2 separate regions of the Homo sapiens genome follow, and region 2 is linked to region 1. Evidence: read pairs that join two places in POLR2A ChIA-PET (ENCODE). Cell type or tissue: B cell. All regions are shown on one strand. Links, peaks and the distances in the headings refer to the core of each region. The heading gives the core; the rest is flanking DNA.

Evidence for each region. Peaks named below come from ENCODE experiments on the same cell type or tissue, not always from the same donor. Only the 100,000 strongest peaks of a DNase experiment are listed, where the experiment ranks them.
Region 2: POLR2A ChIA-PET joins it to region 1 with 12 read pairs; 4 of 35 experiments call an interaction of 5 or more read pairs at or near these places.

The regions. Positions count from the first base shown.
Region 1 is chr14:75,330,236-75,338,435 of GRCh38, reverse strand. No RefSeq gene overlaps it. Among named protein-coding and RNA genes, the nearest start is that of LINC01220, 40 kb to the right of the region's middle. RefSeq lists an enhancer at 3,913-4,412. In B cell, for the core only: no CTCF peak of the experiment used is centred there; DNase peaks (open chromatin) are centred at 4,095 and 4,755; H3K4me3 peaks cover 1,734 bases; H3K27ac peaks cover 1,099 bases.
Region 2 is chr14:75,159,813-75,168,012 of GRCh38, reverse strand. All of the region lies in intron 1 of TMED10 (transmembrane p24 trafficking protein 10), which reads left to right. Among named protein-coding and RNA genes, the nearest start is that of TMED10, 13 kb to the left of the region's middle. In B cell, for the core only: no CTCF peak of the experiment used is centred there; no DNase peak of the experiment used is centred there.

The DNA.
Region 1 (8,200 bases), core at 2,912-5,411:
TGTGTTTGACTGGAATCTGTAAAGCTAAAAAAATACTGTGCAAAAAGAACTCTGCAAAAACACTATACTCTAGTTGATAAATTTACTTTTCATAGGGAACTACATTGGTGATTCTGAAACTACTTCACATGTATACTAGGGTTGAACAAATATGTAAATAAATTATAGATAATGGGAGTCAGGTTTCTCACCATCAGAGAAAAAAGCAGCAGTGAGAAAAGGGAGAAGGTTAGAATGAAACCTGCAGGGTTGGATTCAAGTCAGAGATAATACAAATTCTTTCTTTTTTTTTCTTTTTTTGGGGACAGAGTTTCACTCTTGTTGCCCAGGCTACTGTGCAATGGCACGATCTTGGCTCACTGCAACTTCTGCCTCCTGGGTTCAAGTGATTCTCCTCCCCAGCCTCCCAAGTAGCTGGGACTACAGGCATGCACCACCACACTCAGCTAATTTTTTTATGTTTTTAGTAGAGACGGGGTTTCACCATGTTGATCAGGTCGGTCTCAAACTCCTGACACAGGTGATCCACCCACCTTGGCCTCCCAAAGCGCTGGGATTGCAGGTGTGAGCCACTGCGCCTGGCACAAACTCTTTTTAAAAGTATATATACAAATAGACAGATACACAAACATAGATATGCACATATTCATGGGTTAGCATACATACATATATACATAAATATATGTAAATATTCCTAACTGTTCACTGAGAGGGCCTAGAAGCAATGACACCCCAGTAGCAACGAGCACACCCAACACTCAGAAACATGGTTTCTAAATACCATTCTCTGATTAAAGGAACCAGGCTCCTTGGAGAAATAACTGATTCTAGGGCTAAAGCAGTGAAAACACAAGGTGAGTTTTGGAGCAGCTTGTAATGCCAGAAAGTAAGGAATTGGAAAAAAAATGGGGGCCCCAAAACTATGTACATCCATTATGCATCATTTTTTTTTTTTAATGTGGGCATGTCAAAAGGAACCAGGAGTTCCCAACGAGCAAGGCTGGAACAATTTAAGCAACAAACTAATGAAAGGATTGGATGATATAGAACCATGATGATTCTTATAACCCAAAGAATAAAAGAAATATCCATGAGTCCATGCCAATATAAATAAATTAATATATGAACTACAGAGAATCTTTTCTTTGCAGTGAGATACTCACAGGTCACTGTAGCCTCAACCTCCCGGTCTCAAGCCGTCCTCCTACCTTAGCCTCCCAAATAGCTGGGACTACAGGTGCGTGCCACTATACCCAGCTAATGTTTTGTATTTATTGTAGAGACAGAGTTTTCCCATGTTGCTCAGGCTGGTCTTGAACTCCTGGGCTCAAGTGACCCACCTGCCTTGGCCTCCCATAGTGCTGGGATTACAGGTATGAGCCACCATGCCCAGCCTGAGACAAATTTTCATAAGATTAAATTCCAAAATATATATGTACATTCTCCCTTCTCCAGGAAGTAGAGTTTCATTTCCTTCCCTTTGAATATGGGCTAGACTTATTGACCCACTTCTAATAAGTAGAATACAGAAAGGGAAAAACAGTAACTTCACAGTGGAGAAACGGCAGAGCCACCTTAACCATGCAAATAAAGTTAACTTCACCATTGATAAGCCATGTTGATATCATGTACCTCCTTATGGCATGCAAAGAAGAAAGGACTTTTCTTCTAAAAAATCCATAACCCTGGTCTAATTATGAGAAAACATTAGATAAACCCAAACACTCAATAAAATACCTGAAAGTGTCAAAGTTATGAACAATAAGGAACAACTAAGAAACTTTTCACAGGTGAGAGAAGACACGACAAGTAAATGCAATATGGTATCCTGGATTACATCCTGTGACAGGAAAAGGACATTAGTGGAAAAACTGGAGAAATCCACAGTCTGTAGTTTAGTTATAGTATATTATACCAGTGTTCATTTCTTAGCAAGGAAATGTTACCTGTAAGAAAGGATCACTACACCTACTTTTTTTTTTTTTTTTTTTGAGACAGAGTCTCACTTTGTCACCCAGGCTGGAGTGCAATGGCACAATCTTGGCTCACTGCAACCTCCACCTCCTGAGTTCAAGTGATTCTCCTGCCTCAGCCTTCTGAGTAGCTGGAATTATAGGCACATGCCACCATGCCCAGCTAATTTTTGTATTTTTAGTAGAAACAGGATTTCGCCACATTGGCCAGGCTGGTCTCAAACTCCCAACCTCAGGTGGTCTACCTGCCTTGGCCTCCCAAAGTGCTGAGAGTACAGGCTGGAGCCACCGCACCTGGCCTGCACCTGCATTTTGAGGTAAGGCTGAAAATCTAGACCACTAACTACAGGGTGCCTGTCCCACTGGCCAGGGACCAGATATGCCACCGTTTGAAACAAATTCAAGGATAGGGGCCTGACTGAGCATTGATGGCCATGAGGGTGGGGAGCGAGAAATCACTTCTGTTGTGCCCCTCAGTTCTTACCTCTAGGCAGAGTCATTCCATGGGAGCTGTTTCTCTGAAAGGGGCCTGGTTTGTGATCAGAATCTATTGTCAAAAAGAAAGAAAGTCCCTTCTCCCACGCAAATGCCAGGCAGGGGGGTGGAGCCAAATGATCACAGGACCCTCATTTTCTGCAACAGTGATTGCTTTGTGTAAAGGGGGCAAGATGCCAGGGCAACTGCTGGGGAAACTGCCGGCTGCCCAGCATTGCAAGGCTCCAGGTGTTTGGGGAATTTCAGACTTAGGCCAGTGGAAGAAAGAGAACTTGACCACGTGGACTCCACCATCTTCTAGGGGTACTCGTCAGGGAAATAATGGGGAGATGCTGCTCCTTCCTGTTTCGCAGACGCAGCAGCAATACTTGTGGCATAAGAGCAAAGCCCCTCCAGAGGGGACAATTTTAAAGCTAAGTGTCCCTGGCATGAGTTACCAGGGTAGCCAAGCTTTACAAAGACAGGGTTAATTCTTTCAAGTGTTTAACTTTAGTGATTTGGTTTTGATCAAAATCTTTTTTTTTTTTTTTTTTTTTTTTTTTGGTTTGTGTGTGAATCAGAGTCTCACTCTGTCGCCCAAGCTGGAGTGCAGTGGCGTGATCTCGGCTCACTGCAACCTCTACCTCCCAGGTTCAAGCGATTCTCCTGCCTCAGCCTCCTGAGTAACTGAGACTACAGGCACCCGCCATCACACCCGGCTAATTTTCATGTTTTTTAGTAGAGACAGGGTTTCGCCATATTGGCCAGGCTGGTCTTGAACTCCTGATCTCAAGTGATCCACCCGCCTCGGCCTCCCAAACTGCTGGGATTACAGGCATGAGCCACCGTGTTGATCAAAATCTTTTTTAAAACTTGTTACTCCTTCATCCATTAAACAGAGCTTGCAAAATATAAATGAACGTTTCCTTGGTGGTTGAAGGTCATTATTGGGAGCATCAGTTATGCCGAGTGCTGCAAAGTGAAACCAGAGACTCAGAAGTGCATTCAGCGTTTGGGACACTTTGCTGAATGGGTCGTGATCTCAGCAACAGCTCTGAAATTTGCCTTCTTGAAAGAATCCCTGACATCAGCTCATTTTTCTACTTTAGAAAAGTGCAGAGCATGTTCACTGTTCTTCACAAAGGCAAAACAGAACCCTGGCCCCAGAAGCTATGTGACCTTCACCAAGTGATGTCATCTCTTAGTGGCTGTGATTCTTCATCTGTAAACTCGGGAATAGCGTTATTAGATAATGCATGTTTAGAACATGCCTTCGATGCATTAGAGCAGGGCTTGGAACAGCGTTCAGCATGTCAGAAGCGCTCAGGGGGTTAACCGCTGTTACTACCGTTTGCAGATGAAGACAAGTCCCAGGTCTGGTTAGTTCAATCTGCCTCTTTTCACTGTAGTCTCACCAACATTGGCTGGCTGTCTGGGAAGCAACACCACCAGTGACCTCTTCTGGGTCTCGTGGCCACCAGCCATTGTGCCCATTCTAATCAAGGAGGCTCACCTCCAATTTATGCCTTTTCTAGTAAGAAAGGACAGAAAGAATTTCCCTGAGTCAAGTCCTTGCCAGAGTAGGGGCCTCTTGCAATCCGTGCCACGAAGTCCCGGAAGGAAGCTCTGCAAATGTGCGCTCAGGGCTTGTCAAATGAGCAGAAGGGCGGTTAAGTAACAAAGTAACTGCGGAGTCAGGCGCGGAGGGGAACAGCGTCTCTAACCACGGCGACCCTGTTCTTCTCTGGGCGCTTCCACTGAGTTATTAGATCAGCACTTGGCTGAGATGGGAGTGGAAGAACCCGGGAGGGAACGGGCCCAGGTCTTCATGTAGAAAAAGGGGCCCTGGCCCCTCGGGGTATTCAGGGCGCCGACCACCACGGCCTCGTCGCCCTTTTCCCCTAAAGCCCTGGAGGAAGGCACTCTCTGGCCTGAAGTTCGCCTGTCCACTGGTGATACCACCCGCCGCAGCGTTTCCAGCTGGGAAGGAGTTGGACATGACCGTACCCGCAACAGCTGCGCTCAGCACTGCCCGGGGCTGCCCCCATCCCTACCCCTACCCCGGGGGCTCCGGAAACCCCCCACAACCCCCGCAGATTTACCAAAATCCAGGGACCCTCTTACCCCCCCTCCCCTCCTCCCCAGGTCACCCACAGACACACACACATTTCCTGCCCTGCCAAAAATAAAGCTGGAGGGCGCTGGGGGTGCGCTTGCCACCAGCCCCTCCGGGGAGACTGCTGCCTCGCTGCACCCCTCCAGTGAGAGGACCACCCCCTTCATTTCTGCTGCCTTCCTCCTCCTTTGCTTTGGTGGATGTCACCCTGGCTCTGCCAAGGCCCTGGTGGAGGTTGCTCTCAAGGCATGGGCTGGAACCCTGCCCCTCTTCTGCTAAAGACACATAGCCCTCCTTCCTTATAAAAGCAGTTATACGGCCGGGCGTGCTGGCTCACGCCTGTAATCCCAGCACTTTGGGAGGCCGAGGCGGGCAGATCACCTGAAGTTGGGAGTTAGAGACCAGCCTGACCAACATGGAGAAACCCTGTCTCTACTAAAAATACAAAAAAAAAAAAAAAAAAAGAAAAAAAAAGAAAAAAGAAAAAAAAAATTATCTGGGCCTGGTAGCACATGCCTGCAATCCCAGCTACTCGGGAGGCTGAGGCAGGAGAATGGCTTGAACTAGGGAGGCGGAGGTTGCGGTGAGCTGAGATCGCGCCATTGCACTCCAGCCTGGGCAACAAGAGAGAAACTCCGTCTCAAAAAAAAAAACCACACAGTTTATACCTTCATAGTACATGTCCCTAACCTCGACCCACCAATAGAGCAACTCCCTGAGAGGACGATCAAGAGGTCAAGCTTGTTTGGGGTGAGCCCCACTCCTGGAAATCTGGAGGGGGGCAGAAGTAGTGCCCCTGACATCTGGTGGGTCATAGGTGCTCAGTCGTTATTTATTTTTGCTCTCCTCCTCCTCATTTTCTTCCTCAATATCAGCTCCTCTCTCTGCATACACCTCCTCCTCCTTACACCTCTCTCTCCTTCCTGCTCCATCCCTTCTTCACTTTATCTCCTTTGGACGACTGCCTCCTGCCTGCTGGAGCACTGAGTGGGGCTGAGGAAGCTCCCTGTGCACCCTGCACCCCCTTCTCTTGGCTGCTAAAACTCTGACCCAGCCTCCTACACCACAACCCTACTTGTCCCTAATTCACTCTGGCTCCTTCTCCACCCCGTCACCCTGGCTTATGCAGTGTAGTCTTGTTGAAGACATCGGGTCTATACCAACCTGGACATCCATAATTGCTTCCTGAAACACATTTATGCAAGATCTCAGGATTTTGTGGCTTTACCAAACACCTCCCCTGAGTTTTCAAAACACCACCTGATAAATTAGTGTTCATCTTGTTGCAGGTGACAATGATATTACAGTGGTATTTTTAAAGTCCTTATCTTTAGAGATACATTCTTTAACATATTTCCAGGTGAAATGATATGGTGTCATGAGTTTGCTTCAAAGTAATATGGGAGGGGATTAAGCAGATGGGACATGGATAGGGAAGGAATGGCCTTGGGTCAATATTTCTTGGGACTAGGTAATGAGTAGATGAGGGTTCATTATACTCTTCTGTCTACTGCCTCCGTAATATAAAGTTAAATTAATTCTCCAGCCTTCCAAAAAGGGAGAAATGAATTAATGAACAAATATTGGCAAAACATTAGAAATTATTGAACCTGGGTGATAAATACACATGGATTTATTGTGTTATTTTTTCTACATTTTTATGTGTTTGAAAAAATGATTAAAAATGACTTTTTAAATGTTTATTTTTATTTTATTTATTTATTTATTTTGGCCAGGTGCAGTGACTCATGCCTGTAATCCCAGCACTTTGGGAGGCTGAGGTGGGTGGATCACTTGAGGTCAGTAGTTTGAGACCAGCCTGGCCAACATGGCAAAACCCCGTCTCTACTAAAAATAGAAAAATTAGCTGGGCATGGTGGCGGGTGCCTGTAATCCCAGCTACTTGGGAGGCTGAGGTGGGAGGATCTCTTGAACCCCAGAGGCAGAGGTTACAGTGAGCGGAGATCATGCCGCTGCCCTCAAGCCTGGGTGACAGAGTGAGACTGCATTTCAAAAAACAAAAACAAACAAAAAATAATAATAAAATAAAATGTTTAATTTCTTTTTTAATGCCACCTTATCACAAACCCTTCATCTGTGTAAAGCTAGGCCATGGGTATTCAACACGCACTACACAGATGTTGATGGACAAGTGTTTCCTCAAAGATCTCAAGTGCTTCTGCTGCCTCTTCCTTAGATGAGCACACTGAAATGCTCCAGAAAACAGAACTTCTTGGCTGGGCAGTGCTGCTTTGGCATCTCCATGCCTTTGCACTTGCTCTGCCCTCCACATAGACTGGCCTTCCCCAGTCCACCTGCCAAGCTCTTACTCAGTTTCAGCCCCTCTTCTCTAAAGCTTTCTCTGACCCTCCCAGGCCTTGTGTCACCACTGAGCCCTGTACATACCTCTGTGTTATACAGTTCACCTTGAAATCCAATTGTTCCTTGCATGCCTAGCCCCCACCCCACACTAAACTTTTAACTACTTGAGAGCAGGGACTTTATTTTTTATTTTTATTTTTTTGAGACAAGGTCTCGCTCTGTTGGCCAGGCTGGAGTAGAGTGATACAATTATACCTCACTGGCACTTCAAACTCCTGGGCTCAAAGGATCCTCCCGCTTCAGCTTCCTAAATAGCCACATGTACGTGCCACCACATCCAGTTAATTTCTAAAAAATTTTGGTAGAGACAGGGTCTCACCATCTTACCCAGGCTGGTCCTGAACTCCTGGGCTCAAGCAGTCCTTCTGCCTTGGCCTCCCGAAATCCTGGGATTACAGGCATGAGCCACCACGCCTGGCCCAGGGATAATGTTTCATTCAACTTTCCATCATTAGGACTTCAAATACCACCTATATGCTCATGACTCCCGAATCAACATCACCAACCTCACACTCCCCAGCACCAGACTCTTATAGCCAAATGCCTTGAACAAGGCAAATGCCTTCTGAACTTCTCCCCTTGGGTGTTCTACAGACCCCTGAAATTCACCGTGTCCAAAACTGAACACATTGTCTTTCCCCTAAACTTACTCTTCCTGCCATGCCTGAGCAGGTAAACAGAACCCTCCACTCAGTCGCTCAACCCACAAATACGAGGTCTACCCTTCACCCCTCTTCTCCTGCACTTCAGCTACTGATTTCACTTCCTACATAAGCCTTGAATGTTCCCACCTCCCTCATCCCTACAGCCCCTTCCTTGTTCAGGGCACCATTGCCTCTCTCCTAATGACAGCAAAAGCTTCTTCGCTGTTCTCCAATCTTGCCCCCTCCATCCCAAGTCTCCATATGAAAGTCTGATCTTTCTAAAATGCCAATATAATCCTATCATATCCTAATAAAATTCTTCCATGTCGCCCTAAAGTTCAAATTCTTCAACATTGAACATGGCTTACAAAGCCCCTTTGTGACTGACCTCAACTCACCTCACTCCCTATCATTTCTCTCTCCAACCCTGCCTACTAATCCCCAACGCACACACACACACACACACACACACACACACACACACTCAATAAGCTCTAGCCACTTGGAAGGACTTGCAGTTTCCCAGCATGCCTTACTCTTTCTGTGGCACAGACAGCACTGCCCACCAAATATCACATGGGCTCCCCTACATTCCTAGCCCTGTAGCATTT
Region 2 (8,200 bases), core at 3,678-6,177, 170 kb after region 1:
ATTTCATAAAGTGAGGCTAAATCAGGCTAACTAGTGTCAGGTATAAAGACTTTGCTGCACATAATTGAAGCAGGAAGTATCAACTCGTCATTTACAGTGAATATAGAAGTTTCCTCCATTACTTCAGGTCCATAATAAAAGCCTGTTGTAGGGACTCAGAAATTTGGGTAATATTTTTATTATTATTTTGCTCTGGCTGGAGTGCAGTGGCATGATCATAGCTCGCTGCAACCTCGAACTCCTGGCCTCAAGTGATCCTCCCACAGCACTGAGATTACAGGCATGAACCCCTGCACCTGGCTGAAAATTTGGATCTTATACCAAGTTATGATTTCTGTCCTTCCCAACTAGCTTATAGATAAGAAAGCCAAACAGATCCCTTAAAGAGTTCAGCCTTGAATCACAGGCCTACCACAACTTAAGCCTAAAAATTATGAAGAAGTAACTTGGCAGTTGGGAAACTATTGGCTTATAACTTCTTTTTTCCCTCACCCAAAGCTGTATGAGAAGATACTATAGGCCAGGCATGAGGACAGAGAGGAGAGGGAGGAGGAAGGAGAAAAGGACAGTGGTGGGGGTGGGGGCGAGGAGGAGAAAAGAGAGAGAGGCAGAGGGGCGAAGAGGCAGGGGAGGGAGGAAGGAAGGAAAAGATGGTATATATGCTATAGTTTTCAGATTATTTTGTTTGGAATTACTGTATTTCAGCTTTTTTATTACTGGTATCTGTACTGAGGTCTGTTCTGTGCTGACAAGGAGAAAGAATAGGATGCTTCGGCTGGGCGTGGTGGCTCACGCCTGTAATCCCAGCACTTTGGGAAGCTGAGGTGGGTGGATCACGAGGTCAGGAGAATGAGACCATCCTGGCCAACATGGTGAAACCCTGTCTCTACTGAAAATACAAAAATTAGCCAGGCGTGGTAGTGTGCACCTGTGGTCCCAGCTACTCAGGAGGCTGAGGCAGGAGAATCGCTTGAACCTGGGAAGTGGAGGTTGCAGTGAGCCGAGATCACGCCACTGCACTCCAGCCTGGGCGACAGAGTGAGACTCCGTCTCAAAAAAAAAAAAAAAAAAAAGGAATAGGATGCATGTTGCTCAGTCATCGAAATGAACCATCCTTTTTATCAATAACGATCCCATGAACCCTTACTTATGCCAGACTTTTTCTGTAGGGAGAAATATGGCCCTTTCAGCGTGAATTTAACGTGACTGTTGTTCACTGGGTTAGAAACAGGTCAATAAATAGATGGTTCAGTACAGAAGGCTAATTGGTACATTGACATTTAATAATATAAATCGAATTTCTTTTTGTATTATATACAAAGTTCCTAGCTTTTAATTATAACTTGACCTTTGCGTCCTTCTCCATAAAAGTTAAAGGATACATTGCTTCATTTAAATCTCTCTTATTCAGTAAACAGTTGTCTACAGCCTTCCCTGTTTTGAACTGATCTAGAGAAGGGGGCTGCTTCCAGTTTGAAATTGCTACACCATATCTTTATGCTGACTTCTGAAGACTGAGTCTGGTTTCTAGGAAAGTGGAACAAATATATAAAGGTAACCCAGTAGGGGTGCAGTGACTTCTATGCTGTTTCTTGTGTGAATTGCTGACTGGTAGTTTGATCCTGAGCCATTGCCCCCATATGCATATAGAGCCTGGCAGCCTGGACAGTAGAGCCCTCTGTGAAATCAGCCAGCTGGCCACAGACCTGAACTTGGGCTCCCAAACAAGTCTCCGACTTGAGGGAGGTTGATGTCATCTGCTTTATCCTGTGCTCCCAACCTCATTGTTCAACATAAAATGTGGGAAATCAAGGGAATAGTTGTTAAGAAAGAACAAGACTTTGTTTGTGCTCATAATGAAAGGGTCACGCTGGAGGTTTTTACCGTAAATAACTTTGGAACAGTATGAAAAAAAACATTTGATCTGGCTTCACCCCCGCAGTAGTATTGTTAGGGCAGCAACGGGTCTTTCGTTCTCGTTCCCCTCCTTTCCTCCCTCTCTTTCTCCCCTTTTCTTACCCCCCCACTCCTCCCCCAAGTCAAGCATGACGTATTGCCTATGTTAAGTTAATGTAGCAAATGCTGATAGAAGCAGGAAGAGAGCATCTATCCATTATCATGCCAGTGCCTGGAAATTTGCTATTTCTGGTTTTCAGCATTTCTAGAAAAAGCCTCCTAGCCTCCTTGATCATATTTTAGCTTAAGCAATACTTATGTACTATGTTATACTATCAGTGAACTGTACTAGAAATTTGAAAGAATTTAGTGTTGCCAAATGCTGCCTGTGGGCTAAGTTTGACTTTGTTCTGGGCAAAATCTAGATGTGATCCTTTTATTTCAGGAATATATTTGATAGACTTTGTACATGCTTTTGTTTAAAAGATCAGCTTAAATTCATTTTATGCCCATTAAATGTAGCACCTAAGCCGTCAGAGTTTATGTTTTTCGTTTTTGAGATACAGTGGTCCCTTTTGAAAGTGTTTCTGAGGCTGGGCATGGTGGCTCACGCCTGTAATCCCAACACTTTGGGAGGCTGAGGTGGGAGGATCACAAGGTCAGGAGTTCGAGACCAGCCTGGCCAACATGGTGAAACCCTGTCTCTACTAAAAATACAAAAATTAGCCGTGCATGGTGGCGTATGCCTGTATTCCCAGCTACTCGGGAGGCTGAGGCAGGAGAATCGCTTGAACCTGGGAGGTGGAGGTTGTGGTGAGCCAAGATCATGCCACTGCACTCCAGCCTGGGCAACAGCGTGAGACTGTCTAAAAAAAAAGAAAGAAAGAAAAAGAACATGTTTCTGATATATTTTTCTATCTAAAGCCATAGCATCTTTAATGAGTTGGTGTTCTTTCTGCTTTTTTATATCTTAGGGGAATAGACCCTTTGGCTCAGTATTCACTTGTGAATTCTTATGAAGAGTAGAGATAATTATATATGCAACCTCAATCCTCTCTCTCTTTCCGCCATATCTAATGTTGGATTCTTCATGTAGTTTATTCCTTATTAAGTTAAAAACCACATACAGGAAAAGCTGGCATCATCTTGGATTCCTTACTGTCTCTCTTTTTATCAGCTAAAAGGATCAAACATCTGCTTTCTTAGGCATTTTGTATCCTTTCATTTTCTAAATCTTGCTGCTGCTTCCTTGAGAGTGTACCTGACTACCCCTTTCTCTCTGTTTCCATGCAATAGCCATTTGGGCCCTAATCATCCCTGGATTTAGTGAACATAGCACAATTTATCTAGTTTGCCATCCATTAGTACTCTTAGGTTAGAACATATGGTTAATGGGCCAGAGATGGTGGCTTACGTCTGTAATCCTAGCACTTTGGGAGGCTGAGGCAGGCGGATTGCCTGAGCTCAGGAGTTTGAGACTAGCCTGGCCAACATGACAAAACCCCGCCTCTTCTAAAAATACAAAAAAAAAAAAAAAAATATATATATATATATATATATATATATATATATATATATATATATTAGGCCAGGTGCAGTGGCTCACGCCTGTAATCCCAGCACTTTGGGAGGCCGAGGTGGGTGGATCACATGGTCAGGAGTTCGAGACCAGCCTGGCCAACATGGTGAAACCCTATCTCTACTTAAAAAATAAAAAATTAGCCGGGCCTGGTGGCGCACACCTGTAGTCCCAGCTACTTGGGGAGGCTGAGGCAGGAGAATTGCTTGAACCCGGAGGTGGAGGTTGCAGTGAGCTCTGATCGTGCCACTGCACTCCAGCCTGAGCAACAGTGCAAATCTCTGTCTCAAAAAAAAAAAAAAAAAAAAGCCGGGCATGGTGGCATGCATCTGTAGTCCCAGCTACTCTGGAGGCTGAGGCACAAGAATTGCTTGAACCCGGGAGTCAGAGGTTGCAGGGAGCTGAGATAGTGCCACTTCACTCCAGCCTTTACGACAGAGCAAAACTCTGTCTCAAAAAAAAAAGGAAGAAAATGTGGTTAATGACCTAAATATTTATGGAGTTCTGAGTTATCACCAACAGTTATAACAATAATATAACACCTATTGAATGCCTGCTATGTGACAAACACTGTTCCAGGCAGTTTACCTGTATAACATTTAATCTTCACAGTAGCTGGGCGTGGTGGTGTGTCCTTGTAATCCCAGCTACTCAGGAGGCTGGCACAAGAGGATCTCTTGAGCCCAGGAGTACATAACCAGCCTGGGCAACACAGTGAGACCCTATCTAAAAAAAAAAAATCCTCACAATAACCTTATGATGTATGTACAACTGTTGTCCTTATTTTACAAATGAGGTAGACAAGTTAAGGAACATGCCCAAGTGTTTACAGCTGGTAAACGGCACACCTGTGATTTGAGCACGGACCAGAAAGTCTGACTCTAGAACCTTCCATCTTAAAAGTACTATGTTGTATGGTCTCTCAGAGAGAGAAAAGGCTAGCTATTCCTGTTTCCGTTCTTTTTTTTTTTTTTTTTTTTTTTTTGATACGGAGTCTCACTCTGTCGCCCAGGCTGGAGTGCAGTGGCGAGATCTCGGCTCACTGCAACCTCTGCCTCCCGGGTTCAAGCGATTCTGCTGCCTCAGCTGCCTGAGTAGCTGGGACTACAGGCGAGTGCCACCATGCCCGGCTAGTTTTTGTATATTTAGTAGAGACAGGGTTTCACCGTGTTAGGCAAGATGGTCTCGAACTCCTGACCTCAAGTGATCTGCCTGCCTCAACCTCCCAAAGTGCTGGGATTACAGGCGTGAGCCACCGCGCCTGGCCCGTGAGTTTTTTGTTTGTGTGTTTGTTTTGAGACAGGGTCTTGCTCTGTCACCCAGGCTGAAGTGCAATGACATGATCACAACTCACTGCAGCCTTGACCTCCTGGGATCAGGCAATCCTCCTCCCTGAGGCTTCTGAGTAGCTGGGACCACAGGTATGCACCACCACACCAAACTAATTTTTTTTTTTTTAATTATTTTTAGAGGCAGGGTCTTCCTGTGTTGCCCAGGCTGGTCTCAAATTCCTGGACTCAAGTGACCCTCCCCTTTCGGCCTCCTAAAGTGCTGGCGTTACAAGGTGTGAGCCAGTGGGCCTGGTGGACCTTGTGAGTTTTGAGGACCCTGGCCAGGTATTTTGTAGGTTGCCCTCTATTGGGCATTTGTCAGATGTTTTTCTCATGATAAGGTGAGGTTATGGGTTTTGGGGAGGAAGACCACAGAGATAAAATGTCATTTTTTTTTTCTTGTCAAAACCATGATTCACTTATAAAGTGTCATTTTCATCACATCATATCAACATGATTTGTCACGTTGATACTGCCCTTGATCATTTGGATGAATTAGTGTTTGTCAGGTTTCTTCACTATACAATATTCTTTTCTTTCCTTTTTTCCCCCTTAATGATGTTTTGGTCAGTCCACTACAGAGTAACTCTTTTTTCCCCCTTTCTATTCTGTGTTCTTTAGAAGGAAGTCACTTTATGTAGCCCACACTTAAGGAGTGGGGAGTTATGCTTCACACTCCTTACGGGTGCCTACATAAATTATTTGAGAATCTTCACGGAAGATTTGTCTCTCTTCCTTATTTATTTATTTAATCAATCATTTATATGTAAGTGTAGATTCATGGATGTTTACTATGTACTTTGGATTATAAACCAGTACTATAATTGTTGCCCTGATTGTTTCAGCTTTAGCTATTGGGAGCCCTTTAGGTTCCTGTGTCCCTTTGACATACCCGCATTCTTGTATTTTTTGGATTTTCATTTTTGTTTGTTTGTTTGTTTTGAGACAGAGCCTTGCTTTGTCACCCAGGCTGGAGTGCAGTGGCATAATCTCCTCTCACTGCAACCTCTGCCTCCTGGGTTCAAGTGATTGTCATGCCTCAGCCTCCTGAGTAGCTGCAATTACAGGTGGGTGCCACCATGCCTGGCTAATTTTTGTATTTTTAGTAGAGATGGGGTTTCTCCATGTTGGCCAGGCTGGTCTTGAACTCCTGACCTTAAATGATCTGCCCCCCACCCCGCCCCGGACCTCTGGTTTTTGTTTTTGAGCACTTCTTACTTTCTGGCACTATAAGATGCTCCAGGCTCATTTTGTACATTTCCTTCCTCAGTCTTAGGATCATTTCTCCAAGGAGCCCTGGTTGCTTTTATTGGAGAAGGGAATTAAGTCTGGGTGGATAGTGTTATTTTTAAGGCATCTTTTTCTGGTACCTTTTTTTTTTTTTTTAAATGCAGTTGTGCTAGCAAGTGGCCAAAAGTAGTCCCGTCCTTCCTGCAACTTTAGAGTAAGGGTGGAATTCTGTGAGCAGCAGGAGTGGGCTAGGATGGGGAGAAATGTAGTGCTTAGGGGCAGGGCAGAGAACCAGGTCTCACCTCTGCATTAGATCAGGTCATTCATTGTTAGGGAGGGTCACTAAAAGAACTCATTTGAACTGTACTTGTATCTTTAGCAAGATGATGGTTGAAAATGAAGAGTCTGTTAGTTACAGTCCTTTTACGAGGATCTTCCTGATAAATTGTTGTTCGTGGTTACTTCCAGGAAAATTGTCCCTTAGATAAATTTGTGAGCTTTCATCAGAAAACAAATGATGTCTCTTTAGTCTTTTAATTTTGGCTTCCAGAAAACTTAGAACCAAATTTATTTTACAGATATCATTTGCTCAATTTAGGTTCTTGATAAGACTTTTTTCTTCCCTCAGGTGAACTCTATTCCATTTTATTCCTAATTGCCTTATTGACCTAAGCTACTTATAGATCCTTTTGAAGTTTTATTTTGAATGTTTGGTAAAGGAATGAGAGCAGGCTTCAGTGGCAGGACCTGCTCAAAAATCTGTTTCCAGCCACTGCCTAGCACGGTCCAAGAAAATCCAATTTTAAATGAGTTTATCTTCCCAGTTACCTGTTTTCGCACTTCTCACAGGCTCAGTGTGAGTATTCACATATTCTTGACATCACCTACTCTGCATATAAAATTAACACTTTTTTTTCCTTCTCTTTTTTTCTTGAGATGGAGTCTAGCTTTGTCGCCTAGGCTGGAGTGCAGTGGCACAATCTCGGGTCACTGCAACCTCTGCCTCCCAGGTTCAAGTGATTCTCCTGCCTCAGCCTCCTGAGCAGCTGGGATTACACGCGCCTGCCACCATGCCCGGCTAATTTTTTATTTTTAGCAGAGACAGGGTTTTGCCATGTTGGTCAGGCTGGTCTCAAACTCCTGACCTCAAATGACGTGCCACCTTAGCCTCCCAAAGTGCTGGGATTACAGGCATGAGCCACCGTGCCCATCCCCCCTACTTTTTAAGTTGTGAACTTTGTTTTGCTTTTCTTCAGAAGGTGATATCTAGAAACAAATCTTTATTACTTCCTATTCCTTGATGTCATATGGGCAAATTTTATAGCTTGGTATTACCTTTGTTTAATTAAAGAACTTTATTATCACTATTATAAGTATTTATTGTTAAAAGGAAAGAAAAGAATCCTTTTAAGGTCTTGCTATTATAGTAGGTAAAAGTAGCAGTTATTGATTCACCAAGGTGGTTCTCTAGGACAATTTAAGAAGAAAAAAAAAACCTCTCACTTCTTGAGAAACCAGATGACCTTTTAAGGTGATCTGTAATTAGAACATTTTAATGAAAGGAAATTAAGCTATCATTTTATTTTTTTAGCCTATTAGACTTTGCTGGCTCTGGTTAGTCATTGAGTTTGGCCCAGTTTCCTATTCCCTAATTTTAGCTACCTGGTTTATGTAATGATATTGGGGTTGGGAGATGTGATTTTTGTTTTGTTTTGTTTTTCTTTAAGACTAATGACTTGGCTCCTAAATAACTACAAAGTTATATGAACTAGATAGGAAACCTACTGATTTTCAGAAAAATCGTGAGATGTTTTAGAATGCCCAAACAGGCCATATGAGTGAGCCCCACCTGAAAGTTCAGTTGTCAGGTTGCCTGCCTGGATTTCCAAATATCCAGATAAATTCCCTCATGTAGTTGTGTCATCTGAAGGTTATAGGGAGTGTAGACATGTGGAGGCCTTGGGCGAACTTCCAGCATCATCACACACTATTTCTGGGAGGTAAATTTCATGTTGATAAAAGGTGCAGGCTGCAGTGGCGGGCCCTTTGCCTTCAGCCTCTTGAAATGAATTTCAGTTTTTGCCTTAAAATGAGTCTTTAATAATCTTCGGATGTCATAGAGAGAAGAGACAATGCAAATGGTTCTTCTGTGATTGCAGTTCCT